2 separate regions of the Homo sapiens genome follow, and region 2 is linked to region 1. Evidence: read pairs that join two places in POLR2A ChIA-PET (ENCODE). Cell type or tissue: PC-9. All regions are shown on one strand. Links, peaks and the distances in the headings refer to the core of each region. The heading gives the core; the rest is flanking DNA.

Region 1 (16,138 bases), core at 5,787-9,786:
TCAAACTCCTAACCTCAGTTGATCCTCCTGCCTAGGCCCCCCAAAGTGCTGGGATTACAGGTGTGAGCCACCATGCCTGGCCAGCATTTTTTTTTTGTGGTGAAATATACATAACAAAATTTAACATTTTTAACCATTTTAATTAAGTGTATGGCTCTGTGGCACTAAATACATTCATATTGTTGTGCAACCATCACCACCATCCATCTCCAGAACTTTTTCTTCCCACAGTGAAACTCTGTACCCATTAAGCATGAACTCCCCATTCCCACCTCCCTCCAGCTCTTGGCAACTGCCATTTTGCTTTCCTTCTCTATGCATTTGACTATTCTAGGTATCTCACATAAGTGGGATCGTACAGTATTGTCTCATTGTGACTACCAGCATATACACAGGTTTCAAGGTCCTATTTGGGGTCCCCATTCCTTCTCCTGATAACTCTCTCTCCATAAATAATCTGATCAATTTCCAAATTAAATATCGCATATAGGCTTCATGGGCAAGTGACCTGTGCAGTTACCTGTAGGTCTCTGTGCTTGGTTTGATGTTATCCTCTTGACGTCTGGAAGTTATTAATAATTTTTTAACATGAGGCTATTTATCTTCATTTTGCACTGGGTCCCACAAATTATGTAACCAGTCCTGCTCCCAAATGTGTAACTTTACCCTGGACTACTCTTCTGAGCTCTTGTCTCATATACCCAGATGTCTACTTGATATCTCCACTTGAATGATTTAAAGACATGCCAGGCTGTTGTGGGAAGTCAGGGACCCCGAATGGAGGGACCAGCTGGAGCCGCGGCAGAGGAACATAAATTGTGAAGATTTCATGGACATTTACCCGTTCCCAAATAATACTTTCATAATTTCTTACACCTGTCTTACTTTAATCTCTTAATCCTGTTATCTTTGTAAGCTGAGGATGTACGTCACCTCAGGGCCACTATGATAATTGTGTTAACTGTACAAATTGATTGTAAAACATGTGTGTTTGAACAATATGAAATCAGTGCACCTTGACAAACAACAGAATAACAGCGATTTTCAGGGAACAAGGGAAGACAACCATAAAGTCTGACTGCCTGTGGGTTCGGGCAAAATAGAGCCATATTTTTCCTCTTGCAGAGAGCCTATAAACAGACATGCAAGTAGGGAAGATATTGCTAAATTCTTTTCCTAGCAAGGATTAATACTGTGGGAAAGGAATGCATTTCTGGGGGAGGTCTATAAACTGCCGCTCTGGGAGTGTCTGTCTTATGCGGTTGAGATAAGGACTGAAATACGCCCTGGTCTCCCGCAGTACCCTCAGGCTTACTAGGGTGGGGAAACACCCCGCCCTGGTAAATTTGAGGTCAGACCGGTTCTCTGCTCTTGAACCCTGTTTTCTGTTGTTTAAGATGTTTATCAAGAAAATACGTGCACCGCTGAACATAGACCCTTATCAGTAATTCCGCTTTTGCCCTTTGCCTTGTGATCTTTGCTGGACCCTTATCAGGAGTTTCTGATTTTGCCCTTGTCCTGTTTCCTCAGAAGCATGTGATCTTTGTTCTTTTTGCCCTTTGAAGCATGTGATCTTGTGACCTACTGCCTGTTCTTGCACCCCCTCCACTTTTGAAATCCTTAATAAAACTCCTGGTTTTGTGGCTCAGGTAGGCATCACAGTCCTACCAATATGTGATGTCACCCCCGGCAGCCCAGCTGTAAAATTCCTCTCTTTGGGCCAGGTGCGGTGGCTCACGCCTGTAATCCTAGCACTTTGGGAGGCTGAGGTGGGTGGATCACAAGGTCAGGAGATTGAGACCATCCTTACTAACACGGTGAAACCTCATCTCTACTAAAAATACAAAAAAGTTGCCAGGCGTAGTGGTGGGTGCCTTTAGTCCCAGCTACTCGGGAGGCTGAGGCAGGAGAATGGCGTGAACCCGGGAGGCGGAGCTTGCAGTGAGCCAAGATGACACCACTGCACTCCGGCCTGGGCAAGAGTGCAAGACTCCGTCTCAAAAAAAAAAAAAATTCCTCTCTTTGTACTCTTTCTCTTTCTCTTTATTTCTCAGCTGGCTGACTCTTACAGAAAATAGAAAGAACCTACGTTGAAATATTGGGGGCGGGTTCCCCCAATACCAGACTGGGCACAGTGGCTCATGCCTGTAATCCCAGCACTTTGGGAGGCCAAGGTGAGAGGATAGATTGAAGCTTGAGACCAGCCTTGATGACAAAGCAAGACTCCACCTATACAAAACGTTTTTTTAAATCAGCTGGGTGCAGTGGCACGTGACTGTGGTCCCAGCTACTCAGGAGGATTGTTTGAGCCCAGAAGTTCAAGGTCACATTGAACTCAACCAGGCGCAGTGGCTCATGCCTATAATCCCAGGATTTTGGGTGGCCAAGGTGGGCCTATCACTTGAGGTCAGGAGTTTGAGACCAGCCTGGTCAACATGGTGAAACCCCATCTCTACTAAATTAGGTGGGCATGGAGGCATGTGCCTGTAATCCCAGCTACTTGGGAGGCTGAGCCAAGAGGATTGCTTGAGTCCAGGAGGTGGAGGTACCAGTGAGCCAAGATTGCACCATCTTGTCTCAAATGAATAACTAAATAAATAATAAAAATAAATTTTAAAAAAAGATATCTTTAACATATCAAAAAACAAACAAAACAAAAAACTAACATATCAACATATCCAAAAGTAAGTTCTTCTTTTTTTATTTTATTTTATTTTTTTTGAGACAGAGTTTTGCTCTTGTTGCCCAGGCTGGAGTGCAGTGGCACAATCTTAGCTCACTGCAACCTTTGCCTCCCAGGTTCAAGTGATTTTCCTGCCTCAGCCTCCCAAGTAACTGGGATTACAGGCACCTGCCACCATGCCCGGCTAATTTTTTGTATTTAGTAGAGACAGGGTTTCACCATGTTGGTCAGGCTGGTCTTGAACTCCTCACCTCAGGTGATCCACCCACCTGGGGCTCCCAAAGTGCTGGGGTTACAGGTGTGAGCCACTGCGCCTGGCCCAAAACTTAGTTCTTAATCTACTCCTCTAATCTTTACTCCATCATTCTTGCCCACCATTCCAACCAGAAACCTGGGAGCCATACTTTCCTCCTCTTTCCCCCATTCTCTCCTACCCCATCCAACCCACCAACAAGTCAGAAGGATTGTACTTCAAAAGTATGTTTCAGATTCGTCCACTTCTCTCCAGTCAGCTACCCTGTTCTAAGCAACTATCATTTCTCATCTGGACTCCTGTAGAAACTCCTAGCTGGTGTCCCTACCTTACTCTGGCTCCTTCCTCAAAGCTAAAAATGGTTATTTTCCATATGACATTTAAGTGCTCTTTTAAAATAAATCATAATGTGCCCAGGCACGATGGCTCATGCCTGTAATCCCAGCACTTTGAGAAGCTGAGGGTGGCAGATCACCTGAGGTCAGGAGTTTAAGACCAGCCTGGCCAACATGGCAAAACCCCATCTCTAATAAAAATACAAAAATTAGCCAGCTGTGGTGGCAGGTGCCTGCAATCCCAGCTACTCGGGAGGCTGAGGCAGGGAGAATCGCTTGAAACTGGAAGGTGGAGGCTGCAGTGAGCTGAAATTGCGCTACTGCACTCCAGCCTGGGCGACAGAGCAAGACTCCATCTCAAAAAAAAAAAAAAGTCAGCTTTGAATAAATCTGTTGAATGCAAATGAATGAATGAGAAGGTGCTTGCTGCGGAGAACAAGGACTTAAAGGCGAATGGCATCGGACTCTCCTAATCAGATGCTTCCATCTCCACAACAAGGGTGACTAGTCAATGGGACCAGAAATCCTACAAGTATGTTGGCTGAGTCTTCCTGGTCAGTGCTTGAAAGAACAGGAAATGTTCCATCTTCTGGTTTGATCAAATCCTTATTTAATGAATACATTCTTTCTTTCTATTTAAGACTTCTGGCCAGGCACAGTGGCTCACGGCTGTAATCCCAGCACTTTGGGAGGCCAAGGCGGGCAGATCATGAGGTCAGGAATTTGAGACCAGCCTGACCAACATGGTGAAACCCTGTCTCTACTAAAAATACAAAAATTAGCTGGGCTTGGTGGCAGGTGCCTATAGTCCCAGCTGCTCAGAAGGCTGAAGCAGGAGAATTGCTTGAACCTGGAAGGGAGAGGTTGTGGTGAGCTGAGATCACGCCATTGCACTCCAGCCTGGGCAACAAGAGGGAAACTCTGTCTCGGAAAAAAAAAAAAAAAAAAAAAAGACTTCTAATCAACTTACATTTATGTCTTTGGAGTCACATTATTGTTTCCAGAGGGGCTACATAACCTGACTCTGATTCCCTGCATGTGTCAGTAGTGTGATGTAAGGCCTAAAATCAATTTTTTTTTTTTTTTGAGATGGAGTCTGGCTCTGTCGCCCAGGCTGGAGTGCAGTGGTGCAATCTCAGCTCACTGCAAGCTCCACCTCCCGGTTTCACACCATTCTCCTGCCTCAGCCTCCCGAGTAGCTGGGACCACATGTGCCCGCCACCACGCCCAGCTAATTTTTTGTATTTTTAGTACAGACAGGGTTTCACCATGCTGACCAGGATGGTCTCGATCTCCTGACCTCATGATCCACCGCCTCGGCCTCCCAAAGTGCTGTGATTACAGGCATGAGCCACCACACCCCACCCTAAAATCAATATTATGTGCTGTCTTGACTGGAACTGGGTGTGGGGGGCCTTGAGTGGCCTGACAGCAAGTTTTCCTCCCCACTCTGCTCCGGTGGATAAGATCCTCTAGCCAGATAACCCTCACTATCAAATGGACTAGGTGCAATTCCTGCTTATTCCTGAGTAGCAGGTTTCAGTTCCCATGGAATTATTCAAACAAGCCAATCACATCCTCCTTAAGAAATCAGGAAGCCCCTCACCCTCTTGATACTGCAAAGCTTGACCCTTCCAGCCCCTGACAGTTCACTCTTTTCCCGGGTGTAACCGCCATGTGGCTCTGTGAGGGGCAGAGTCCTCCCCTGCCTGAATCTATGTGACTAATAAACTGCTGTGGGTCTCATCTGCCCAGTATTGGGTGTCACGGGTTTGGCCATCTCCATAATTCTAGGGCAAGCATCCCTCTCTTCCCAACAGATAAGTAGGAGGTGATCAAAACAAGTAGTTTAATTTTTAGAGGGTATATCGGCCAGGTGCAGTGGTTCACGCCTGTAATCTCAGCGCTTTGGGAGATTGAGGCAGGCTGATAACTTGAGGCCAGGAGTTCGAGACCAGCCTGGACAACATGGTGAAATCCCATCTTTACTAAAAATACAAAAATTAGCTGGGTGTGGTGGCACATGCCTGTAATCCCAGCTACTCAGAAGGCTGAGGCATAAGAATCACTTGAACCTGCGAGGCAGAGGTTGCAGTGAGCCAAGATTACCCCACTGCACTCCAGCCTGAGCACAGAATGACTCTGTCTCAAAAAAAAAAAAAAAAAATTCAGAGGTCTATTAGTAAGGTGCATGTGCAGGTATCAAAGACCCAATAGAGTGGTTTAAACAAAACAAGTCTGTCCCCCTCCACGGTGAAGCAGCTCATTCCTCAATGCCATCAGAGGCCCAGCTCTTCTGTCTTGTAGCTCCCCCACCCCTAAGGCATGGCCCTCACCACATGGTTCTTATGGTGGAATCAGTGCATCTCACTTGTTGGGATGTACCCAAGTTTACTTTATCCCCGTGAAAAGAACTGCAAATGTCCCCAACTCCATGACTTAAGACCAGTTATAGAAGCTCAAAAATTAGATGTTCCAACATATTTCAAAATCTTAAACCCAAAAGCAGTTGGGACACCCAGCCCCTCAAATGGAGTCTGGCACAGTGACAGTATAGAATCATAGTTAAGGATGCAAATTCTGGGCAGGTGCAGTGACTCACACCTGTAATCCTAGCACTTTGGGAGGTGGAGGCAAACAGATCACTTGAGGTGGTCAGGAGTTTGAGACCAGCCTGGCCAACATGGTGAAACCCCGTCTCTACTAAAAATACAAAATTAGCCCGGGGTGGTTGTGGGCACCTGTAATCCCAGCTATTCGGGAGGCTGAGGCACGAGAATCACTTGAACCTGGGAGGCAGAAGTTGCAGTGAACCAAGATCACACCACTGCCCTCCAGCCTGGGCAAAAATAGGGAAACTCTGTCTCAAAAAAAAAAAGTGGGGGGTTGTGATGGATGTGTGCACCTAGCACAGAGCTGGGCACAGTGCAGGGATTCAATGAATGGTAGATCTGGTACTCCTTACCCCACTTGCCCAAAGAATTTGAAGGGGGCAGTAAATATTCAAGATTGGGGTAATTTTGACCTAGTGTATGACAGTGAGACGTATAAGTATAGACACACTGAAAACGGCAAAGCCAGGCCGGGCTCGGTGCCTTACTCCTGTAATCCCAGCACTTTGGGAGGCTGAGGCAGGCAGATTGCTTGAGCCCAGGAGTTTAACAAAACCATCCTATGCAATAAGGTGAAACCTTGTCTCTTGTATCTACAAAAAAAAATACAAAAGTTAGCCAGGCATGGTGGCACATGCCTATAGTCCAGGTACTCGGGAGGCTGAGGTGGGAGAATGTATTGAGCCCGGGAGGTTGAGGCTGCAGTGAGCCATGATGATGTCAGTGAACTCCAGCCTGGGTGACAGAATGAGACTCTGTCAAGAAAGAAAAGAAAGAAAGAAAGAGAGAGAGAGAAAGGAAGGAAGGAAGGAAGAAAGGAAGGGAGAAAGAGAGAAAGAATGAGAGAAAGAGAGAAGGAGAGAGAGAGAAGGAAGGAAGGAAGGAAAGAAAGAGAGAGACAGACAGAGAAGGGGAGGGGAGGGGAGGGGAGAACAGAAGGAAATGGCCAAGCCTATATGTAGCTACCTTATGTGACTACCTTAAAGGAGATTGTTGTGAGGATAAAATTAAATGAGTTAATGTGTGTTAATGTTTAGCACCATGCCTGCCTCATAGCAAATACTATGTAAGTATGAGCGATTATAATTATTATGGTCATCATATCTACAAGAGATTGATATTATTTACTTGTCCTTGGCATAGCCTGTGGGCATTTGTTACTTGCTGGTATTTAAATGTAAAATATCATAAATGTGACATTGTCTGTCTCTCCTAATAGAGTTTCCATGTATGAGGTAATTGGAATTTTACTACCCCCATTTGTGGCAGTTGAGTGAAACTGGCAATTGCTAACATCGTAAAAGGGACACAAACTGCCACCCAGCTGTGCTAGAAAACAAGGTCAAATTTTTTTAGAGTTCCTGACTGTCCAGGATTTTTCTTAAAGCTATTCTGTAGAATTTTCAGTACAAAAATAGGTGTGAACTGTATTCACTTTGTAAAGGAATGAGTTGGCCACTGTAGGACCAAGACTGGTATTGTTCAGTGAACCAAATTCCTGTTCACTGATGTTTTGGGTTGGGCTGACCTTATGAACTGGATTTCTTTTCAAATGGGTGTATTTTTCCTTATTGCAAATTTCCTTCAATTCATCAGCAGAGATTCTAGCCACTCTGTTGGGAGCTTGTGACCCTGGTTTGGATGGCTTATGAACTTGTCTTTCAACAAATGCTTATTTTTTTTTTGTAGTTTCTGCTTGGCACTGCCCACTTTCCCTCTGGGACACCATCTTAGGCTTCTGTCACCACCCTCTGCTTTTGTCCCCTATGAATCACTTCCTTTGGGTCACTTGAGACTTTTCTCCTGTAGAAGAATCTAATCTGCACTAACAACCAAGTTGAAAAAGACCTTCCTAGAGTACTGCTTTACCATTCATTCAATGGTTCCTGGGCTCCATGACTTGAATGCAATTCACACACCCGCTGCTTTATTTATCTATATTATAAGGATTGACATGGCGCTTAAAAGGGCATTGCATTTTCTAATATAATCTTCACTGTACTGTGGGTAATCTGTGGCAAGCCTAGGTTTTATCAATGGAGCTATCTGCTGCCTTAAAGAACTCACTTTTCTCTGGATTTTCTTATCTACAAATGTCTATTTTACTTATTTATCTATACCCTATCTTCTTACAAGAATAATCTAAAGGCCACTTATACAAACACTATAGCAAGATAAAATAAATTTGAAACAGAAACCACATAGCAAAGGGAAAGTAAAGGTATAGAGGTAAGATGCAAGTCATGAAGTTTTTGCTATAGATGGCATAAAAGTTGACTCGGAAACTCCTGGTAAGGCCAGGTGCAATGGCTCATGCCTGTAATCCCAGCACTTCGGGAGGCCGAGGCAGGTGGATCACTTGAGGTCAGGAGTTTGAGACCAACCTGGCCAACACGGTGAAACCCCATCTCTACCAGAAAATATAAAAATTAGCTGGGCATGGTGATGCATGCCTGTAATCTCAGCTACTAGGGAGGCTGAGGCAGGAGAACCGCTTAAACTGGGGAGACGGAAGTTGCAGTGAGCTGAGATTGCACCACTGCACTCCAGCCTGGGTGACAGGGCGAGACTCCATCTCAAAAAAGTATAAGAAGAAGAAAAGAAACTCCTGGTAATCAACACAAAGGGAGAAATCAGATGAGGTACAAAATGCATAGTCTCTAAAGGATAAACATATCAGTTGCATAGGTGTAGCACAATTCTTCTAGAGCTATAATCTTTCCCATGAGTCCTCCCAAAGGAATTTCCCTAATACCTTTTTTTCTCTTTTTTTTTTGAGACGGAGTTTCCCTCTTGTTGCCCAGGCTGGAGTGCATAGGCGTGATCTCAACTCACCGCAACCTCTGCCTGCCAGGTTCAAGCGATTCTCCTGCCTCAGCCTCCTGAGTAGCTGGGATTATAGGTATGTGCCACCACACCCAGCTAATTTTGTATTTTTATAGAGATGGGGTTTCTCCATGTTGGTCAGGCTGGTCTCAAACTCCCGACCTCAGGTGATCCACCTGCCTCGGCCTCCCAAAATACTGTGATTACAGGCTTTAGCCACTGCACCCCAGCTTTTTTTTTTTTTTTTTTTTTTTTTTTTTTTTTGAGAAAGGGTCTGGCTCTATCATCCAGGCTGGAGTGCAGTGACTCAATCTCGGCTCATTGCAACCTCTGCCTCCTGGGCTTCCATCCTCCCACCTCAGCCTCCCAAGTAGCTGGGACTACAGGACCACCACACCTGGCTAATTTTTCTATCTTTTGTAGAGAACGGGGTCTTGCCATGTTGTCCAGGCTGATCTCAAAGGGATTATAGTCATGAGCCATGGTGCCCGGTCAATAACATCTTTCTCAAAGCACAGTGATGAATTTCATGGACCTTCCTTATAATACCAAGGCACAAGTTAGCAGAAGCATTTCTGCCAGAGGCTGGAAAAAGTGACTAATCTCCTCTGACACTACCAGGGAATAAAGGATGAATAGAATGATTTCCGAGGAAATGCTATGGGGGCCTTAGAGAAGAGGAATGAGAAAAGTGTGTGGTGACAGCTATCCAAACTTTTGAGGTCCTATAAAATGCCAAACACCATTCAGGATTTGATCAAATCTATTATTTGAAGCTATGGTGACCAAAGAACCTATCTGTTTAACTCAATTATCTGAATTCCCCAGCCATTCCCTAACCCTTGTCCTTGTTTGACCTTTTTGTCCCCACAAAGAAGAATGGGGGCTGGGTGCAGTGGCTCACACCTGTAATCCCAGCACTTTGGGAGGCCGAGGCAGGTGAATCACTTGAGCTCAGGGGTTCGAGACCAGCCTGGGCAACATGGCGAAACCCCATCTCTACAAAAAATATGAAAATTAGCCAGGTGTGGTGGTGCATGCCTGTAGCCCCAGCTACTCAGGAGACTGAGGTAGAAGGATGGCTTGAGCCTGAGAGGCATAGGTTGCAGTGAGCTGAGATTGCACCACCACACTTCAGCCTGGGCAACAGAGCAAGACCCTGCCTCAAAAAAAAAAAAAAGAGGGCAGGGCACGGTGGCTCATGCTGTAATCCCCCCAATACTTTGAGAGGTCAAGGTGGGCGGATCACAAGATCAAGAGATCAAGACCATCCTGGCCAACATGGCGAAACCCCATCTCTACTAACAATACAAAAATTAGCTGGGCATGGTGGCATATGCCTGTAGTCCCAGCTATTCAGGAGGCTGAGGCAGGAGAATCACTTGAAGCTGGGAGGTGGAGGTTGCATTGAGCCGAGATTGCACCACTGCACTCCAGCCTGGCAACAGAGCGAGACTCCGTCTCAAAAAAAAGAAGAAGAATTTGGAAGGAGGAAGACAGTCTTGGGAAAGGCTGAGAGACAGTCCCAGGAGGGCATGTAAAAGAGGGTTGAATAGGATGTGAACGAGCACTCAAAGAAGGCCTCATTTAAATGGAGCCAGATGAACTTCTGTAGGTTCTTTGACCCCATACTGACTTTAGCTTTTTTTTTTTTTTTTTTTGACGCAGTCTTGCTCTATAGCCCAGGTTGAAGTGGCACAATCTCGGCTCACTGCAACCTCTGCCTCCCAGGTTCAGGCGATTCTCCTGCCTCAAGCTCCCAAGTAGCTAGGATTACAGTTGCACGCCACCACATTCAGCTAATTTCTGTATTTGTAGTAGAGACGGGGTTTCACCATGCTGGCCAGGCTGGTCTTGAACTCATGGCCTCAAGTGGAATATTCTGTGAGTTTTGACATGTATCTACCATCATAGCATCATACAGAGTAGTTTCACTCTAAAAAATTCTGTGTTCTGTTTCACTCTCGAAAATTCTCTCTCCAACCTACCCCTGCGTGCTTTTAGCTTTTAAGAAAATTCTGGGCTGAGCGCAGTGGCTCACGCCTGTAATCCAAGCACTTTGGGAGGCCGAGGTGGGTTGATCACGAGGTCAGGAGATCAAGACCATCCTGACCAACATGGTGAAACCCTGTCTCTACTAAAATACAAAAAATTAGCCAAGCCTGGTGGCACACGCCTATAGTCCCAGCTACTCGAGAGGCTGAGGCAGGGAAATCCCTTGAACCCGGGAGGCAGAGGTTGCAGTGAGCCGAGATCGCACCACTGCACTCCAGCCTGGGCAACAAGAGCGAGACTCCATCTCAAAAAAAAAAAAAAGGAAAAAGAAAATTCCGGCCAGGCACGGTGTCTCATGCCTGTAATCCCAGCACTTTGGGAGGCTGAGACAGGTGGATCACCTGAGGTCAGGAGTTCGAGAGCAGTCTGACAAACATGGAGAAACCCTGTCTCTACTAAAAATACAAAATTAGCCAGGGGTGGTGGTGCATGCCTGTAATCCTAGCTACTAGGGAGGCTGAGGTGGGAGAATCGCTTGAACCCGGGAGGCGGAGGTTGCAGTGAGCTGAGATCACGCCACTGCACTCCAGCCTGGGCAACAAGAATGAAACTCTGTCTCAAAAAAAAAAAGAAAATTCTGTTGAGTCAGTTCTACATACAAGGACATTGCCTGGCAAGGATGGCAGTATTGGACATTAGATTTCCTTTCTTCACTACCAAGTTTTGCATAGTATCTCTTTGATTAAAATCTAATTTAGCTTCTTCCTATCAGGGCCCATCAGTTTAAATCTCATGATATAACCCAGGAGATGGATAAATTGTCTCCAACTAGAGAAAAAAAATTCAGCTTAGCTGAATAACTAAATTTACATAAATAAAACTCAGCTATTGTGGACATTATTTAATTGATGTTAATTTGAAGTTATACAGTGTTTTCTTTTTCTTTTCCTTTTTTTCTTCTTTTTTGAGGCAGAGTCTCACTGTTGTTGCCCAGACTGGAGTGCAGTGGCGTGATCTCAGCTCACTGCAACCTCCGCCTCCCAGGTTCAAGTGATTCTCCTGCCTCAGCCTTCTGAGTAGCTGAGATTACAGGCGCCCACCACCACACCCAGCTAATTTTTGTATTTTTAATAGAGATGGGGTTTCACCATGTTGGCCAGGTTGGTCTCAAACTCCTGACCTCGGGTGATCCGCCTGCCTTGGCATCCCAAAGTGCTGGGGTTACAAGCATGATCCATCACGACTGGCCTACAGTGTTTTCATTCTGAAGCTCAAAAAAATCAGCATGTAATCAGCACATGAATTTTCATAATTGTCCTGTTAAGTGCACAAAGGGAGATCCAAATGAATCCAAGAAAACAGGGCTCACATGTTTCTACACATTAGAAGGGAATGGAGAAGGGAACAGGGTAAGGACGAGAATGAAAGCTAAAAAATGTCGGCAAATGTTAATAATGAAAACTTTAAACCCTGAAAAAGGAAGGATAATAATAGCTTTCTCTGAGTCAGCTTTCAATCTGCACAGAATATCATCGCTAACAGGGATCTAAACTTACCAAAAAAAAAAAAAAAAGGCGGAGGGGAAGAGAAAGAATTTTTTTCTAACTTCCCTTTTGTAGATTAATTACCAATTTATTCACCAGTTGGTGATTTGGCATCATTTCGAGTCAAAACAAATGCTTTTGTGTAGACTAAAGTTCACTGGTAAATTTAAACTAAAAATAAGATTTTCAAAAGTATTTTTAAACCGAATTTAGAAATTTAAAACATTTTTAAGACTTTCAAAAACTGTATGTTACTAAAAGTAACATTGACCCTTGATATTTATCTGAGGAATTCTCTGGAGGAAAAAAAGGATTTCATCCTGGAGATAAATTGGGCCAACTCATCTGTAGTCTTTGGTTTAATTAGCTAAACTCTTCCAGATGGAGAACATTTGAAGCAAAGGAATATTTCTGAGCCCCCTGGAAGTGTTAATAAACACAATAATATGTTACATGTAAAAGAAAATGTGCCCTTTATCTTTGAGGAAGTGTTTGGTAGCATTATAATTTTCAGTTTGACTATTGAAGAAAAAAGCTCTCATTTTATTCAACATTCAACAAACAAATACTGAGTGCTTGCTTTTCGCCAGTGCTAAACACCAAGACAGGACAGGACCCCTGCCTTTATGGAATCTCACAATTCCACCAGAATTTGCACTCCCACCAGAATTTGCCTGGCACATAGTAGCAGCTGGGTAAGTATTTGTCGAATACGTGAGTGAATGATACAGACACTTGAATAAGGAATTGTATTCGTAAAGATTTGAACAAATTACTATGGTCAGAGGGAAGCATGGGGGCCTCAAGCTGTCAGAGAAGGCTTTGCAAAGGAGTTTGTCAGATAGGAGCAGGAAAGACTTGCAGACACAGAAAATGGCACTTGCAAAGTCAGGGAGAGAAGAAACAGTAACATATATTTAGGCAACAGCTAGTAATTTGTGTGGTTGGAGAGTAATGTGTATAAGGAATGTGCCCAGAAGGTAGTAAGACCACAAAGATGGGTTGGGGCTTATTTGAGGAGGACCCTGAAAACCTGCTAAGGTTAGACTTGACCCTTTAGTATGTGTTGGTGTTTTAGAAAGATAACTCGAGACATAGTATTAGAGGATACACAGAAGGAGAGAAGGAAGGAAAAGATACCAAGGGTTAAGTGCCATGTTTGTGCCCATCCCTAGGCTAGATCCTCTATGTATTTATATTAAACTCATTTAATCCTTGCAATACTCCCATTGGTTACCTAATATTGTCCTTATTTTCAGCGGGAAACATTCAGAGAAATTATGCAATTTCCCCCAGACCATACAGTTAATAAAAGATGGGACTAGGATTTGAAACCAGGGTTCTAAAAAAATCTTGTTGGAGAATAAAAATACCAATGGACTCATACAAATTAGTATTAGGGAAAATAAACAGTAGAAGACTGGAGAAAGTGAATATTAAGAAAGACACACATGTAAGACGCAAGGGGAAAAAAGCATGACTATACAAAAGGATATTTACAGTAAGGAGATACAACACAGGAAGTGGAAAGATAATCACAGAAAAACCACAACATGTGTTTTTAAAATGCAAAGCCCCTGGGAAGAGAAAGCAAATGATACAATAATGCCATTCACTCTGGCATCCTGTGCATTTGGTTTTGCTCTTTACTCTTTTTTTTTAACTTTAAACAATTTGTTATGAGAGTAACAAAGATACGGCTTATGATCTTGTAACTCTAATGCTCTAAATCAGAAACAGATGGTGCCTAGTGTACCCTGTTTCCTAGAAACTGCAGAACTTTGAGGACAACACCCTCTCTGCACTGCACCACTGATTTCAGTTCCTTCACAGATACTAATACATGGCTAAATAACGTGGTTGCTGAGTATTGTATTGGAATATCTGTTTTCCTTGCTCGGGAATCTTTTTGAAGTTTAAAACTTTTCTCCATTTTTATTCCTTTTTCTGATTCAAAAAGTAATTCCTTTTTATTGTGACAATTTTTAAAAATATGGAACAAAGAAAAAAATAAAAATCCCCATTCCCTTCCCACCCAGCAATAACCAACGACCACTGTTAACATGTTGACAACATTCTTCTAGTTATTTTTCTGCACACACAAACACACTTCATAGAAAACTGAATGTATAGAAATTGTTTTCTAATTGTTTTGTTCACTGAGCAATAAATACTTTACATTTTTTCACATCATCAAATGTTTATGATAATTGCCAGTATTCCATCATATTGGAGAAGTTAATTTATTTATCTTCCCACTTTTTCATTCAACAAATTCTTTTATTTTTTTTTGAGACGAGTCTCGCTCTGTGGCCCATGCTGGAGTGTAGTGGCATGATCTCGACTCACTGCAACTTCTGCCTCCTAGGTTCAAGCGATTCTCCTGCCTCAGCCTCCCAAGTAGCTGGGATTACAGGCATGCACCACCACGCCCAGCTAATTTTTGTACTTTTAGTAGAGACGGGGTTTCACCATGTTGGCCAACTGGTCTCAAACTCTTAACCTCAGGTGATCCACCCGCCTCGGCCTCTTAAAGTGCTGGGATTACAGGCGTGAGCCACCATGCCTGACCCTCTTTCAACAAATTCTAATTAACACCTACTATTTGTCAGAAATGTGCTCAGCACTGGATACACAGTGGTGAGCAAAGCAGGCAAAGATCTTGCCCCCATGGAGTTTAAAGTCCTCTATTGACCTATAGTTTGCTTGAGAACTTTTTTTATTTTAAAAAAATAGCACAGTGAGGCTGGGCGCCGTGGCTCAAACCTGTAATCCCAGCACTTTGGGAGGCCGAGGCAGGCGGATCACAAGGTCAGGAGTTCGAGACCAGCCTGGCCAACATGGTGAAACCCTGTCTCTACTAAAAATACAAAAATTAGCCAGGTGTGGTGGCACACACCTTTAATCCCAGCTACTCAGGACGTTGAGGCAGAAGAATCGCTGGAACCCAGGAGGCAGAGGTTGCAGTGAGCTGAGATCGCACCACTGCACTCCAGCCTGGGTGACAGACTGAGTGAGACTCCGCCTCAAAAAAAAAAAAGCTCAGTGAAATCTGGCAAACACTACCTCAGCTAAGTGACTAAGCTTAACATAATCAGCGAAAAGTCACGCAGACAGCATGTACCCCTGCTGCTGTGCTGGGACAAGAATGGCACTTTACCTCTGTGGTCTTCCTCTCATAACCCTAATCTAATCATGATTTTTTAAGAGAAAAATCAGACAAAAGACATTCTACAAAATACTTGTTCAGTACTTCTCAAAACTGTCAAGGGGAATTCCTGACTAGCTTGGGCAACATAGAGAGATTCCATCTCTACAAAACATTTAAAAATTAGCCAGGCATGGTGGCATGTGCCTGTAGTCCCAGCTACCCAGGAGGCTGAGGCGGGAGGATCACTTGAGCCTGGGAGATTGAGGCTGCAGTGAGCTATGATCATGCCACTGCACTCCAGTCTGAGCGACAGAATGAGACCTTGTCTCTTAAAATTGGGGGAAAAAAAGTATGGATTTTAGTTAATAATACTGTATCAATATTGGTTTATTAGTTTGGGCATGGTGGCTCATGCCTGTAATCCCAGCACCTTGGGAAGCTGAGGTGGGCAGATCACTTGAGGTCAAGAATTCAAGACCAGCCTGGCCAAAATGGTGAAACCCCATCTCTACTAAAAATACAAAAACTAGCCAGGCATGGTGGCAGGCATCTGTAATCCCAGCTATTCTGGAGACTGAGGCAGGAGAATTGCTTGAATCAGGGAGGTGGAGATTGCACTGAGCCGAGATCAGGCCACTGCACTCCAGCCTGGGTGACAGAGCGAGACTCTGTCTCAAAAATATATATATATATGTATTGGTTCATTAGTTGTGACCAATGTTTCATACTGTTACAGATA
Region 2 (16,138 bases), core at 2,021-6,020, 55 kb after region 1:
TAAATTGAATATTACTGCACTCTTAATCCCAAGAGTTTATTGGTGGTAGTTATTTATTGTTCCAGTTAACTACTGGCACTTGGCTTTTGTCTAAAAGCCAAAATCATATGCTGATTACTAAAACTGTTGTTTTTCTCCTTCATTTTGGTCATTTTATCATCTCAGTAGAAGGAAGGAAACTTGAATGACTGTTAGTCAGATTTACTACTTGGGGGCAAATCTGGTTTAGGAGAGTTGGTCAAAATCATTAGGCAATATGAGATTTTTCCATGTTGTTCTCTCTACTTCATTTCCCTACTTGTGAGAGTTTATTGCTGTTTGTTTTGTTTTGTTTTGTTTTGTTTGCATATAATACCTATTATTACTGGTTCCATTTCTTTTACATGTGAGTCATAAAATGAATACCATAGATGGTGTAGAAACCAGCTTCGTTTACTTGTTCTCTTACCAGTGTATATCACCAATTAGATTTGCTTCTTCCATTTAAGATTGGCATTTGACAAAGCTTGTTTTCTGCCGGAACCCAATGAAGCTCTCCGTGAGGAACACACCATTTTAAGTATAGTACCTCTAGTTGACTCAAAGACATTGCAGTCTTCACTTTCAGTGTGAAAACATGTAACCGCACTACTGTTATTGCCCACATATAGAAGGGCAAAATGGCAATGTTCATATAGTAGAAACTCAAACTTTGGTGTTATGTGTTGAATTCCAAATTTTGTTTAGGACAATAGTAACTTTTGTTTTAATGTTCTAATAGGAGATGTATCTGCAAAGTCTTTTTACACCAGGACAATTCACAAATGAAGCTTTATGTAAGGCTTTACAGGTCAGCAAAAAAAATTTACTGTTTGTTTAAGACTATTTCTTATTTTATTACTGTATATAATTACTATTAAGTTTTTGCATATATTAAACACTGAATGTACTTCTGTATTCATACATATGTGTGTTTGTAAATACTTTTATAATTTTTTTAATGTTCTTTCCATTAAATACAGTATTCATGGTGGAGAGGTTGGAGGGGGGACCACTTTCCCAGTAATCAGTGACACATGCCAGAGTTAGAAAGAGAAACCTCTACCTACAGTACTGTAAAAAGATACCATACTGCACTGTATAGAATCTCTGTACTTGAGAGAAACTTAAAGTGGTTTTTTGTTTAGTTTTGGTTATACTGTTTTAACCTTTTTATTAGGACAGTGAAGGTCTGACTTGGTTCAGATTCAAGAAAACTCTAGGCCGGGCGTGGTGGCTCACGCCTGTAATCCCAGCACTTCGGGAGGCTGAGGCAGATGGATCACGGGGTCAAGAGATCGAGACCATCCTGGCCAACATGGTGAAACCCCGTCTCTACTAAAAATACAAAAATTAGCCGGGCGTGGTGGCACACGCCTATAGTCCCAGCTACTCGGGAGGCTGAGGCAGAAGAATTAATCTCTTGAACCCGGGAGGCAGAGGTTGCAGTGAGCCAAGATTGCGCCACTGCACTCCAAACTGGCGGCAGAGTGAGACTCTGTCTCAAAAAAAAAAAAAAAAAAAGTTTTTGGCTTCAAATTCATTGTATAAGAGAAGCCCAGTGCTTTACAAAAGGATTCTTTGGCCAACGGTAGTGACTCACACCTGTAATCCCAAAATTTTGGGAGGCTGAAGAGGGAAGATCACTTGAGCCCAGGAGTTTGAGAGCAGCCTGGGCAACAGAGGGAGACCCCATCTCTAAAAAAAATAATAATAATAGAAAAATAGCCAGGTGTGGTGGCATGCACCTGTGGTCCCAGCTACTCAGGAGCCCTAGGTTGGAGGACTGCTTTAGCCCAGGAGGTAAAGGGTATGGTGAGCCTTGATCATGCCACTGCATTCCAGCCTGGGAAACAGAGTGACACCCTATCTTAAAAAAAAAAAAAAAAACTGAAAGGATTTTTTAAGGTTACAAAGGCTTCTGGCTGGGTGCAGTGGCTCACACCTGTAATCTCAGCACTTTGGGAGGCCAAGGGGGTGGATTGCTTGAGCTCAGGAGTTCAAGACCAGCCTGGGTAACATGGCAAGATTCCCATCTCTATTAAAACAACAACAAAAAGTTACATAGACTTTTTTTTTTTTTTTCCCTTTGAGGCAGGGTCTCGCTCTGTTGCCCAGGCTGGAGTGCGGTGGCACGATCTTGGCTCACTGCAACCTCTGCCTCCTGGGTTCAAGTGATTCTCCTGCCTCAGCCTCCCAAGTAGCTGGGACTACAGACGCATGCCACCACACCCGGCTAATTTTTGTAGTTTTTAGTAGAGACAAGGTTTTGCCATATTGGCCAAGCTTGTCTCGAACTCCTGGCCTCAAATGATCCACCCGCCTCAGCCTCCCAAAGTGCTGGGATTATAGGCATGAGCCACCACACCCAGCTTGCATAGGCTTCTTTAAATTACTACTTAGCTTCATGGATGGATTTAAAATACAATAACTCATATAATTGAAAATTATATTAGAATATTTTAGACTGACCTCCCACATAAAACAGAAATGCCTTCTGAGGCTTTTGTGATAGTTATTCAGCCTTTAATTGTCTCTACCTCCACTGACCACTTTGTCACTACCTCTTGTGGGAGTTATTATTCCCAAACTGTGTCATTGAAAAGGAAGCCTCTCTTCTATAAATCAACCCTTCAAGTATTTTAAGAATCTTTCCAGGTCACCTTTCTCCAGACTAAATACACCCAGTTTCTTAACTTTCTCTTGGGTGATGTGTGTTCCAGGTATGCCAAATCTCTATTATATAGTTTTATATTGCCTCTATGTCTTCTAAACTGAAACGTTTTCCATTCAGTTTTGGCTATTATATAGAAGTCTAAAATGTCTTTTAATGTTAGATTTTCTGCCGAGGAACTGAGAGGAATTTGGATCTTTCCTGGAGTGAACTGAAGAAAGAAGTTACTTTAGCTGTTGAAAATGAGGTGAGGCTTGGGTAGAGAAAGAATAAGAATTCCTTCCATCTTGATATAGGGCAGATTGGTACTGACCGAGGAATTACTGGAATTCTTCACTTGACCTTGTTTGTTGGAACATATAAATGTTTAAACCTTTTAACTAGAGAATCAGATACACATTTGCATAGTCTATGGCCTTTAATACGTAAGGAATATTCATTTGGCTGTAGCTTAGTATAATGATATTGGACAATTATGTTTTTTGTGGACAAAGATCCTGAATGGCATCAAAAGTTTAATTTCTTTCATTTCTTCTTTGCCAGCTTCAAGGAAGTGTAACAGAGTATGAATTCTCCCAGGAGGAGTTTCGAAATTTACAACAAGAATTCTGGTGCAAGTTCTATGCCTGTTGTCTTCAGTATCAAGAAGCCCTCTCTCACCCTCTTGCCCTACATTTGAATCCACACACAAACATGGTGTGCCTGCTGAAAAAAGTAAGTGAGCTAAAGCATAGAGAAGACCTTCTTGAGACAGTTCAGTGGCTGTTATAACAAAATGCCTTCAGAAAACAAAAAGTTCAGTGGCTCTTGCCGAATGTTAGTCTGGTGAATGTTGCGGTTAGCATTTAGGACTTTGCATTTGTATTTTTTCCCCTAAAATTGTGATTCATTCATTTAAATAGTTTTCTGTGTTATTCTCTATACTTTTTTTGTATTTTATTGTATTTATTTCTTTTTCTTTTTTTCTCTTTTTTTGAGTTGGAGTCTTGCTCTGTCACCCAGGCTGGAGTGCAGTGGTGTGATCTCAGCTCACTGCAACCTCCGCCTCTGGGATTCAAGCAATTCTCCTGAGTACCTGGGACTACAGGTGTACACCATCACACCCGGCTAATTTTTGTATTTTTAGTAGAGGTGGGGTTTCATCATATTGGTCAGGTGGGTCTTGAACTCCTGTCCTTAGGTGATTCACCCGCCTCAGCCTCCCAAAGTGTTGGGATTACAGGCGTGGGCCACCACACCCGGCCTATTTACTTTTTATATTGAAGTAATTTCCAACTTAAGGTAAGAGTTACAAGAATAGCACAAAGAATTCCTGTATACCCTTCATCTGGATTCATCATTTGTTAACTTCCATATGCTTTTCTTCTTTCTCTAAACAGTTTTTCCTGAACTACTGAGAAGTTAGTTGTAGATATCATGCTCCTTTATCCTTAAATATCCTTAAATATTTCAGCATGTATCTAAGAACACAGATATTAAATAACCACAGCCCAATTTAAAAATCAGGTTATTTGATATTGACATAATATTATACAGCTTATATTCAAATTTTGCCAAATATAACATATATATATATATAGTTTATATTCAGATTTTGCCAATTGTGCCCATAATTTTTTTTCCTGATCCAGGATCCAATCTTTTTTTTTTTTTTGAGACAGTCTTGCTCTGTCGCCCAGGCTAGAGTCCAGTGGTGCAATCTCGGCTCACTGCAACCTCCGCCTACTGAGTTCAAGCGATTCTCCTGCCTATCCTCCAGAGTAGCTGGGATTATAGGCACGCGCCACCACACCTGGCTAGTTTTGTATTTTTAATAGAGACGGAGTTTCGCCATGTTGTGACCAGGCTGGTCTCAAATTCCTGGGCTCAGGTGATCCGCCCACCTTGGCCTCCCAAAGTCCAGGATCCAATCTAATATATGTATTTAGTTATTGTGTCTCTTTAGCTTAACCTCAAACTGTTATCAGCGTTTCTTTGTCTTTCATGAGAATGATGTTATTTGAAGACTATGCTTGTTTCTTTTTTTTGTTTGTTTGTTTGTTTGTTTGTTTGAGGCAGGGTCTTGCTGTGTCACCCAGGCTGCAGTACAGTGGCACTCTTTTTTTTTTTTTTTTTTTTTTTTGAGACAGAGTCTCGCTCTGTCACCCAGGCTGGAGTGCAGTGGCACGATCTCAACACACTGCAACCTCTGCCTCCTGGGTTTATGCCATTCTCCTGCCTCAGCCTCACCAGTAGCTGGGACTACAGGCGCCCGCCACCACACCTGGCTAATTTTTTGTATTTTTAGTAGAGACGGGGTTTCACCGTGTTAGCCAGGATGGTCTCGATCCCCTGACCTCGTGATCCACCCACTTCAGCCTCCCAAAGTGCTGGGATTACAGGCGTGAGCCACTGCGCCCGGCCCAGTGGCACTCTTAAGGCTCACTGCAGCTTCAACCTCCCAGGCTCAGGTGATCCTCCCACCCCAGCCTCCCTAGCAGCTAGAATTAAAGCTGTGTGCCACCACACTTGGCTAATTTTTTTTTTTTAGAGATGGGGTTTCATCATGATGCCCAGGCTGGTCTTGAACTCCTTGGCTCAAGTGATCCTCCCACCTCAGCCTCCCAAACTGCTGGGATCACAGATGTGAGCCACTGTGCCCAGCCAAGACTTACACCTATTATTTTATAGAGTGTATTGCAACTTGGGTTTGCCTCATGATAAGATGCACATCTCAATTATTTTATACCTTTAAAATTTTACTGACAAAAATGTAACTGGAAAATTTGTATTTCCAGGGGTACCTGTCTTTCCTTATTCCCTCATCCTTAGTGGATCATTTGTATCTCCTGCCTTATGAGAACCTTTTGACAGAAGATGAGACAACCATATCTGATGGTAATAGTAATTGTTATGTCCATATTTAATCCCCTTCCTATATAAACCCTATGCTTCGTTTCACATGGATACAAAAAATATCGATTGCCACACCTGTCTTGGTCACTTTACCACACCACAAATATTTTAATGAACACTTAAGAGACCAAAGCATCTCTGAGACCTCAGATAGATTTCTTGTCATTTAATTATTAACATTTTAATGTAATATCAATCAATAGATTGTCATTGGCTTAAGACATAAATGTTAACTTTCTCTTATTTGTAGATGTGGACATCGCTCGGGATGTCATATGTCTTATAAAATGCCTCCGGCTGATTGAAGAGTCAGTAACTGTGGATATGTCAGTTATAATGGAAATGAGTTGTTATAACCTACAGTCTCCGGAAAAGGCTGCAGAGCAGATTCTGGAAGATATGATCACTATTGATGTGTAAGGAGAATTAGGGTAAAGTGCATTTCCTAATGGAAATTCAGCATTTTTAGCGCCAAAGTTGGAATTTTAATGTATGTTCCAGAGCGTACAGAATAGTAGCTTAAAGTCAAACTGATGCGCCATGATTCTAAGTACATATTTCTACTTTTAACAGAAAATTTAACACGACTTCAAGTCTAGAAATAGACTTATAAAATATGCTTTAACAATTAACCGAGCTAAAAATTCTAAAAAGCAAAAGTGTTCTTCTCATGTTTGTTTTGTGTGTTGTTTATGAAAAACTGAGAGGAAATTTGCTATGCATAGGGACTGTATCTTATATGCCAGAGTGATTATCTTCATTCCTTTATCTGGTTCTCTTGTTTCATAATGTATTTAGCTTATAGGACATATAGAACTTGCCTTACGTATTCTCGGTAGTAATAAGAGTTTTGTAATTGTCCTTATAGAGAAAATGTGATGGAGGATATTTGTAGTAAACTGCAAGAGATTAGGAACCCAATCCATGCAATTGGACTACTTATACGGGAAATGGATTATGAAACAGAAGTGGAAATGGAAAAGGGATTCAATCCAGGTAAATGACAGAACAACAAATGTGCCTCTTTGATTAAAACAATGATGCATTCAACTCCATTTTTCTTCTTTTTACAGCTCAGCCTTTGAATATTCGAATGAATCTTACCCAGCTCTATGGTAGTAACACAGCAGGGTATATTGTGTGCAGAGGGGTGCATAAAATCGCCAGTACTCGTTTCCTGATCTGCAGAGATCTTTTGATCTTACAGCAGCTGTTAATGAGGCTTGGAGATGCTGTAAGTACTGCTTGAGGGAAAACTTGTAAAATCTAAAACCTGTTATAGGCCTACAAGCACTTAGGAGCAAAATGTCAGCCCTACTAGCACAGATACTTTTGTCTTGGTTCACTGCTTTATTCTCCCAAGCTTGGCCTTATGAGATGCTCTATAAATATTTTTGAATTAAGAATGAATAAGCATTGTAATCCTTGTGAGAGTATAGATTAAGAGCATATATGGAGGGGACGGTGGGGAGGGAGAACATCAGAAAGAATAGCTAATGGATCCTGGGCCTAATACTTAGGTGTTGGGTTGATCTGTGCAGCAAACCATCATGGCACACGTTTACCTACGTAACAAACCTGCACATCCTGCCCATGTACCCTGGAACTTAACAGTAGATTTTAAAAAACATACATGAAGCAGATTGCTTTACTCTTAACCTTTGTATGTGTAGTAGTGGAAAATTTTCCCAAGTTGGCTCTCCCAAAATGTAGTATTATTAGTAACTATGAATGTGGTAAGCATACCCTTTAGTATGGAGGAAGAAAAAGAAAACTCTTTTTTTTTCCTGTCTCTCTCTCTTTTTTTTTTTTTCTTGAGACAATCTTGCTCTGTTGCCCAGGCTGGAGTGTGGTGGCCTTATCTCAGCTCAAGCAATTCTCCTGCCTCAGCCTCCTGAGTAGCTGGGATTACAGGTGCGTGCCACCGTGTCCGGCTAATTTTTGTATTTTTAGTAGAGACAGGGTTTCACCATGTTGACCAGGCTGATCTTAAACTCCTGACATCAGGTGATCCACCTACCTCGGCCTCCCAAAGTGCTGGGATTACAGGCATGAGCCACCTTGCCCAACCTAAGAACTCTCTACAGTGCAAGGCTTACCCTAAACACAGTTTTGAGATGCAGGTTTATCTTTGTGGTCCTCCTAACTCTATTCTGTGCTTTCTTTTTCATTCTGTTCTTCTTAGACCACCAGACTCTTGTTGCTAATATATAGTCCTAATCACCCACCCTACTGAATGTCCCATGCTAAGAAATTATTTTTCTCCCCACAGTCAGACATCCCATTTTTTTCTAAGTCAGTAATCTCATTTGAGCCTGTCAAAGAAGGAATCTAATTAAACCAATTCATATTAATGTGTAAATAGCCAAAAGTCCTTTGGGGCTCCCATTTTAATTCTGACTTAAAATGTATAAATGTACTTATACATTTTAAGTCAGAATGTATTAACTCAGGCTGGGCACAGTGGCTCACACCTGTAATCCCAGCACTTTGCGAGGCTGAGGTGGGCAGATCACTTGAGGCCAGGAGTTCGAGACCAGCCTGGCCAACATGGCCAAACTCCATGTCTATTAAAACAAAAAAGTTAGCGGGGTCTGGTGGCACACTCCTGTAATCCCAGCCATTCAGGAGGCTAAGGCATGAGAATTACTTGAACCCAGGAGGCAGAGTTTGCAGTGAGGCAAGATTGCACCACTGCACTCCAGCGTGTGTGACAGAGCGAGATTCTGTCTCCAAAAAAAAAAAAAAAGAAATTATAAACCCAGATACATCGCTAATGGTAGAATTTCAAGCAAGAGTAAGAAAAAGGCCAGATGTGGTGGCTCATACCTATAGTCCCAGCACTTTGGGAGGCCAAGGTGGCCTGGTTGCTTGAGCCTAGAAGTTTGAGACCAGTCTGGGCAAACCCTCATCTCTACAAAAAAATACAAAAATTAGCCGGGCATGGTGCAGCAAGCCTGTAGTCCTTGCTACTTGGGAGGCTGAGATGGGAGAATTACCTGAGCCTGGGAGGTTGAGGCTGCAGTGAGCTGTGATTGCGCCATTGCACTTCTGCCTGCATGACAGAGTGAGACCCTATCTCAAAAAAAAGAAAAAAAAAATTGGGAAGATAATTTGTTTAAGATCACCAAGTTGAAAAATGAACCTTTCCTGAAAGTCTGTTAGGTTGGTTAGCCTTTACTAAGTTCTTTTTGATCTATGTAGATTCTTCCATTTTTTTCAGGTTTTTTGTTTTTTAAATTATAACTTTTGTCAATTTTTCTGAACACAGAAGTAATAAGATATTCATTGTAGAACCTTTACAAAATATATATAAGCAAAAATTTAAAAAATTTATAATTTTCTACCCAGTGATTACTACTTAAATTTTGCTATATACGTTTTTTTCCATGCACATTCTTTTTGGTTTGTTTGTGAAATTTAAATAAACTACATAGTATTTTTTGTAATCTGGTTGTTCTGTTCTTCCACTTTATAAATCTCAACATTTTTCTTTTTGTTGCCAGTTTTTCCTTTATGTCCATAATTTTCCGCACATCTTTTTTTTTTTTTTTTTTTTTTTTGAGAGTCTTGCTCTGTAGCCCAGGCTGGAGTGCAGTGGTGCAATCTGCAACCTCCGCCTCCTGGGTTCAAGAAATTCTCATATCTCAGCCTCCCAGGTAGCTGGGATTACAGATGCGCACCACTACACCAGCTAATTTTTATATTTTTAATAGAGATGGGGTTTCGCCATATTGGCCAGACTGGTCTCGAACTCCTGGCCTCAAGTGATCTGCCTGCCTCAGCCTCACAAAGTGCTGGGATTACAGGTGTCAACCACCGTGCCTGGCCACTTTCTGTACATCTTTAATTATATCTCTAGAATAAGTTCTAAAAACTAGAATTTGGTCTACAGGTAATGCACATTTTAAGGCTTTTGGTAGTACTGCCAAATTTGCTTATAATAATGGTCATACCTGTTTTTTTACCCAGCACCAGCAGTATATGAGAGAATTTAGATTTCCCTGTGTCTCTTCAATTCTTTTTTTTTTTTTTTTTTTTGAGACAAGTTCTCACTTCTGTTGTGCCCAGGCTGAAGTGCAGTGGCTCAATCTCGGCCCACTGCAGCCTTGATTTCCTGGGCTCAGTTCAGCTTCCTGAGTACCTGGGACTACAGGCACATACCACCACTCAGGCTAATTTTTTTTTTTCTTTTTTAAGACGGAGTCTTGCTCTGTCACCCAGGCTGGAGTGCAGTGGCGCGATCTCAGCTCACTGCAACATCCGCCTCCTGGGTTCAAGCGATTCTCCTGCCTCAGCCTCCCAAATAGTTGGGAATACAGGCGCCCACCACCATGCCTGGCTAATTTTTGTAATTTTTACTACAGACGGGGTTTCACTGTGTTGTCCAGTCTGGTCTCGAAATTTTGGGTCAAGTGATCTGCCTGCTTCAGCCTCCCAAAGTGCTGGGATTACAGGTGTGAGCCACTGTGCCTGGCCCTCTTCTTTAATTCTGAACCCACAGATTTAATGAAAGTTAAGCTTTTTATTGTTGGTTTCTTTTCATCATGAGCTTCCGTTACTTGGTGAGCTGTTTTTGATTATTTTTTGACTGTTAATGTTTGGGAAGATATTTTGCCACTTGCTACCGTAAAATGTAAAACGTGTTGCTTTTACAGTATTGTGACCTTTGTATTTGTTATTTTATTTTACCTCCACCTGAGCCGTAAGAGTTACCATTACTAATTGCTATAATTTCTTGTCTGGTCCACCTACCCATAATGTATAGGTGATTTGGGGAACTGGTCAGCTCTTTCAAGCTCAGCAAGACCTACTACATCGAACAGCTCCCCTACTCTTATCTTATTACCTCATTAAATGGGGAAGTGAGTGCTTGGCAACTGATGTTCCACTTGACACACTGTGAGTTTCATTATCCCAATTATTTAAAATGTAAATTGTGAGTTTAATTATTTTTCCCCTTGTCTTAAAGGGAAAAAGTTTTAGTGTTTTGTTTTTGTTTTTGTTTTTGTTTTGAGACAGAGTCTCGCTCTCTCTCACCCAGGCCGGAGTGCAATGGCATGATCTCGGCTCACTGCAACCTCCGCCTCCCAGGTTCAAGTGATTCTTCTGCCTCAGCCTCCCAAGTAGCTGAGATTTCAGGCACCTGCCATCATGCCCAGCTAATTTTGTACTTTTGTAGAGATGGGGTTTCACCATGTTGGCCAGGCTGGTCTCAAACTCCTGACCTCAGGTGATTTGCCTGCCTTGGCCTCCCAAAGTGCTGGGATTACAGGCGTGGGCCACCACGCCAGCCGGGAAAAAGATTTTTAACAGGATGCCGTAAAATTATATGCCATTAAGATTCAGAGAGCTTTTTGGTGCCTTTATTTGTTACAGGTTGAAGGCAACTTATAAGAATGAAAATAAGTCACATGTAATCATAGACTGTATGTATGTGTACAAATAAATTATGTATTATACTTATGTACTACACGTTTGTGTGTACATATAAATTATGTTGAATATAAAATACGATGAAACCAGAAGGAAAGACCATACACAAAATGTTACGCTTGTTACTTTAGGTAGGCTGAGCTTCTTTATAGCCAAATCCAAGAATTACAAGATTCACTTTTTTTTTTTTCTTGGAGATGGAGTTTCGCTCTTGTTGCCCATGCTGGAGTGCAATGGTGCGATCTCGGCTCACTGCAACCTCCACCTCCCTGATTCAAACAATATTGCTGCCTCAGCTTCCAGAGTAGCTGAGTTTAGAGGCGCCTGCCATCACACCTGGCTAATTTTTGGTATTTTTAGTAGAGGTGGCGTTTCACCATGTTGGCCAGGCTGGTCTTGAACTCCTGACCTCAGGTGATCCACCCGCCTCAGCCTCCCATAGTGCTGGGATTACAGGCATGAGCCACCACACCCCGCCGAGATTCACATTTTCAATAAGATAAACCATCCTGTTTGCTCTGGCTCCTCATTGAAGGGTCACGAAGTGATATTATGGGCAACAATCTATATTATAATGATTTCCAATTTTTTTTGTGCTTTCAGTGGAGCTTTTATGTGCAATTTATTAATTAAATTGACAGTGTTCTTCGTAGAAGAGCTTGTAGAAGTAATGTTTAGCATAGGAGAATTTACTAAGCTGTCTTTTCCCCTTTTCTCACAGGGAGTCTAATCTCCAACACTTATCAGTACTGGAATTAACAGACTCTGGTGCTTTAATGGCAAATAGGTTTGGTAAGGAGTGGACTATGTACACATTTCATTTTAAACTGGGGATTTATTGCATATTCATTAAAGTGGTCTTTTGCCACCTTTGCCATAGAAAGGTTGGCTAGGCTCTTTGCTTTCAGAAGGCATGAGTAAGCTGTGGCCTGAGATCTCCGTTTGTGGCATGGGGTCTGTGAAACTGTAGTACCAGATCAGGCATATGTTAAGGATATGGTATATATATGTGTGTGTGTGTGTGTGTGTGTGTGTGTGTGTGTGTGTGTGTGTGTGTGTGTGTGTGTGTGTATAGCTGCTTTCCCATTCTGTTTTGATGCTCCAGTGATTAACAAAATCATTTAAAAATTTATTCGTTCATGGTAACTTTTGTAATCTTAGTCAACAGATATTTAAAAGTATCCCTCATGTTTGAAAACCATTATTCTGGAGAATTTATTTTGTATTGTTCTGGTATAAAAGTTGAAATCCTGGGGCTAATTGTATTTATCATGAAGAATTTCTAGGGAAGGCACTTAAGTCTTGTGAGATCAGTGAAAAGAAATGACTATAACTTTGATGTGAATGGTGTTTTTATTGCATTTTTATAGTGCCTCACAATTTACAGACTACTTTTATTTATATTGCCACTGGATATATACCCGTGATACATTTTCTGTTTTGAAGTGCTAAATTGTTTGTTACAAGCATAAAATGAATTGATAGACTATTTTAATTGAAAATTGATAATTACCACTACACAAAACTGTCATAACTTTTTCTTTTTAAGTATCTAGTCCTCAGACTATTGTGGAGTTATTCTTCCAAGAAGTTGCAAGAAAACACATTATATCTCACCTCTTCTCTCAGCCAAAGGCACCTCTGAGCCAAACTGGATTGAATTGGCCTGAAATGATTACTGCAATTACCAGTTATTTATTGCAGCTTTTGTATCCTTTTATTTAGAAGCCAGTGAAAAGCTCTCTTCTGGCCGGGCATGTTGGCTCACACCTGTAATCCCAGCACTTTGGGAGGTGGAGGCAGGTTTATCACTTATGGCCAGAAGTTCGAGACCAGCCTGGCCAACATGGTGAAACCCCACCTCTACTAAAAATACAAAAATTAGTCAGGCGTGGTGGCCTGCACCTGTAATCCCAGCTACTCGGAAGGCTGAGACTTGCTTGAACTTGGGAGGTGGAGGTTGCAGTGAGCCAAGCTCGCGCCACCACACTCCAGCCTAGGCGGCAGAGCAAGACTCCTTCTCAAAAAAAAAAGCAGCTCTCTTCTATCTAAATAGTCTAAGGTTCTTATTCTGCCTATGTAATGAAATACCTAGGTCTGTTTTAAGACATTATTCGGCCAGGCGCAGTGGCTCACGCCTGTAATCCCAGTACTTTGGGAGGCAGAAGCGGGCAGATCACGAGGTCAGGAGATCGAGACCATCCTGGACAACACGGTGAAACCCTGTCTCTACTAAAAATACAAAAAAAAATTAGCCAGGCATGGTGGCAGGCGCCTGTAGTCCCAGCTACTTGGAAGCTGAGGCAGGAGAATGGCATGAACCCAGGAGGCGGAGCTTGCAGTGAGCCGAGATTGCGCCACTGCACTCCAGTCTGGGCAACAGAGTGAGACTCCGTCTCAAAAAAAAAAAAAAAGACATTATTCATTTGGCTGGGTGCTGCAATGGCTCATGCCTATAATCCCAGCACTTTGGGAGGCCAAGGCGGGCAGATCACTTGAGGCCAGCAGTTCAAGACCAGCCTGACCAACATGGTGAAACCTCGCCTCTACAAAAAAATACTAAAATTAGCTGGGCTTGGTGGCATGCGTCTGTAGTCCCAGCTACTCAGGAGGCTGAGGGAGGAGAATCACTTGAACCTTGGAGGCAGAGGTTGCAGTGAGCTGAGATCATGCCCCTGCACTCCAGCCCTGGCGACAGAGTGAGACTCTGTCTCAAAAAAAAAAAAGACATTCATTCAACAAATATTTATTGAATGACTCTATATGCCAGGTACCATGTTATGTGCTGGATGTCCACTGGCACCAATACTGTGTTCTGCGGTACACCAGCTGGAATTGAAAATGAACACCCAGGAATGAAATACAGGCTTTTAAAAATTTATTTATTTTTAGAGACAGGACTCTTATGTGTTGCCCAGGCTGGTCTTGATTTCCTGGGCTCAAGCAGTCCTCCCACCTTACCCTTCCAAAGTACAGGGATTGCAGGAGTGAGCCACCGTGCCTGGTGAAATAGATGCTTTATTCCATAGTTATCTGAGTTCTAAGCACTATAACAAGTCTCCTGGTATAAAAGTAACTGTTTAACTGTATTCTAGTGATGATGAAAGAACATGTGGTTGGCCAACTTCTCTGCCTTGTTTATGTAAATTAAGCTATTTTATGGACTTTTCTGAATTTGATGCCCAATGTATATGTTTAAGATTTGCCAACAAAAATTAAGAAATATCCTTAACCAATGACTAGATGGCCTAGCAATCCTGGTTGTCTCTTTCTAGAATGTTTGATGGGAAATTGCCAATATGTACAATTGCAGGTGAGTTCCTTTGAACATTTCATGTCTACACATTCTTGTAAAGCATGGGATTGCTGAATTTTTTTCTTTGTAAATGTTAACTGCATTTTAAAGAACCACAATAATTTAAACTTGATTATGTGAAGACATACCCCAAAGAGATTGTTCTCTATTTCTATACCATCCTGAACTTGCTTGATTTTGTCTGATCTACGAAGCTAAATAGGGTTGGGCATGGTTAGTACTTGGCTGAGAGAATACCTGGTTCTAAAGGCTTTTAAAGAAAGTAATAAAATAAATTTTTAAAGAGAGAGATTTTTCTCTACTTCTCTCTGGACAGTATAATTCCTAACGTGATTTTTTCTAGAGTATCTTTTTTTTTTTTTCCTGAAACGGAGTCTCACTCTGTTGCCCAGGCTGGAGTGCAGTGGCATGATCTTGGCTCACTGCAGCCTCCACCTCCTGGGTTCAAGCAATTCTCCTGTCTCAGCCTCCCGAGTAGCTGGGATTACAGGCACGTGCCACCGCGCCCAGCTAATTTTTGTATTTTTAGTAGTGACTGGGTTTCACTATGTTGGCGAGGCTGGTCTCGAACTCCTGACCTCAGGTGATCCACCCGTCTCCCCAGAGTGCTGGGATTACAGGCATGAGCCACCGTGCCTGGCCTCTAGAGTGTCTTTTTAAGAATTTGTCTCTGCTAGGTTTTCTTCATAGTAATTCAAATGTACTATTGTTTTCATATAAATCCTTTACTGGAATCTAGTCATTGAACCAATAAATACCAAAAATTGGAAAATTGCTGAGATGTAAAGTATGTGTATGTGTGTTACTGGACTCCTGTTTGTGTAAGGAAAGGGGGAATGGATGAAGAAGGAAGGCAACAGGGGTAGGTTTTAATATCAGAATTATGTCAGGAAATAAAACATTTGTTCAAACACTGTCTTTTCATCCTCTGTGACGAATAACTTGGGAATGAGTATCTCCTTAAGTAACATTTATTTTCTAATCAGAAAGCACCTTTTATGCCTTTAAGGATTATATTCAACTGCTACATCCCTGGTGTCAAGTCAATGTTGGTTCCTGTCGATTTATGCTGGGAAGGTGTTACCTAGTTACAGGAGAAGGACAGAAGGTAAACTACATTTGAATGGCAAATAAACTTTATAAACTTTAACGCAAGGAAGTTGCTTAGCTTCCATTTGACTAGGTTTTAGGGGATGGGAGACATAGAATCCTCTACATAAAGTTAAAGAAGACTGTACTAATGCCAGTCAAAGGCATTATATACATGTAAGGACTACTTTCTTGTATTCTGCAATTTAGATAGGACTCAGGAACATAAGAAAATATTAGAACTCTCCTGCCCCTGTGTGTTTTTAGAGATTCCTTTTATTATTATTATTATTATTATTATTATTATTATTATTTTGTAAAATCAGGGTCTCACTATGTTGCACAGGCTGGACTCAAGCGATCCTCCCACCTTGGCCTCCCCCAGTGCTGGGATTACAGGCATAAGCCACCGCGTTTGGCCAGGATACATTTTTATAAATCAAACTTATTTACTTATTTTATTATTTCTTTTAGACAGGGTCTTGCTCTGTCACCCAGACTGGAGTGCAGTGGTGTAATCAACAGCTCACTGCTGCCTCAACCTCCTGGGCTCAAGTGATTCTCCTACCTCAGCCTCTCAAGTAGCTGAGGTACTTGGAGGCTACAGGCGTGAGCCACCATTCCTGGCTAATTTTTTAATTTTTTGTAGAGATGGGGTTTTCCCATGTTGCCCAGGCTGGTCACGAACTCCTGGGCTCAAGTGATCTGCC

Evidence for each region. ChIA-PET counts read pairs that join two places held together with the same protein. Peaks named below come from ENCODE experiments on the same cell type or tissue, not always from the same donor. Only the 100,000 strongest peaks of a DNase experiment are listed, where the experiment ranks them.
Region 2: POLR2A ChIA-PET joins it to region 1 with 6 read pairs; 4 of 35 experiments call an interaction of 5 or more read pairs at or near these places.

What each region holds. Positions count from the first base shown.
Region 1 is chr11:47,861,185-47,877,322 of GRCh38, reverse strand. No RefSeq gene overlaps it. Among named protein-coding and RNA genes, the nearest start is that of NUP160, 21 kb to the right of the region's middle. RefSeq lists enhancers at 14,094-14,143, 15,529-15,598. In PC-9, for the core only: no CTCF peak of the experiment used is centred there; a DNase peak (open chromatin) is centred at 7,362; H3K27ac peaks cover 858 bases.
Region 2 is chr11:47,802,747-47,818,884 of GRCh38, reverse strand. It overlaps NUP160 (nucleoporin 160), which reads left to right. Exons shown (of 36, transcript NM_015231.3): 11 at 761-829; 12 at 2,856-2,939; 13 at 3,236-3,406; 14 at 5,470-5,569; 15 at 5,838-6,003; 16 at 6,456-6,583; 17 at 6,661-6,821; 18 at 10,356-10,489; 19 at 11,745-11,815; 20 at 12,573-12,732; 21 at 14,267-14,336; 22 at 15,349-15,447. It also overlaps the pseudogene RNA5SP340. Among named protein-coding and RNA genes, the nearest start is that of NUP160, 38 kb to the left of the region's middle. RefSeq lists enhancers at 4,504-5,004, 5,005-5,505. In PC-9, for the core only: no CTCF peak of the experiment used is centred there; no DNase peak of the experiment used is centred there.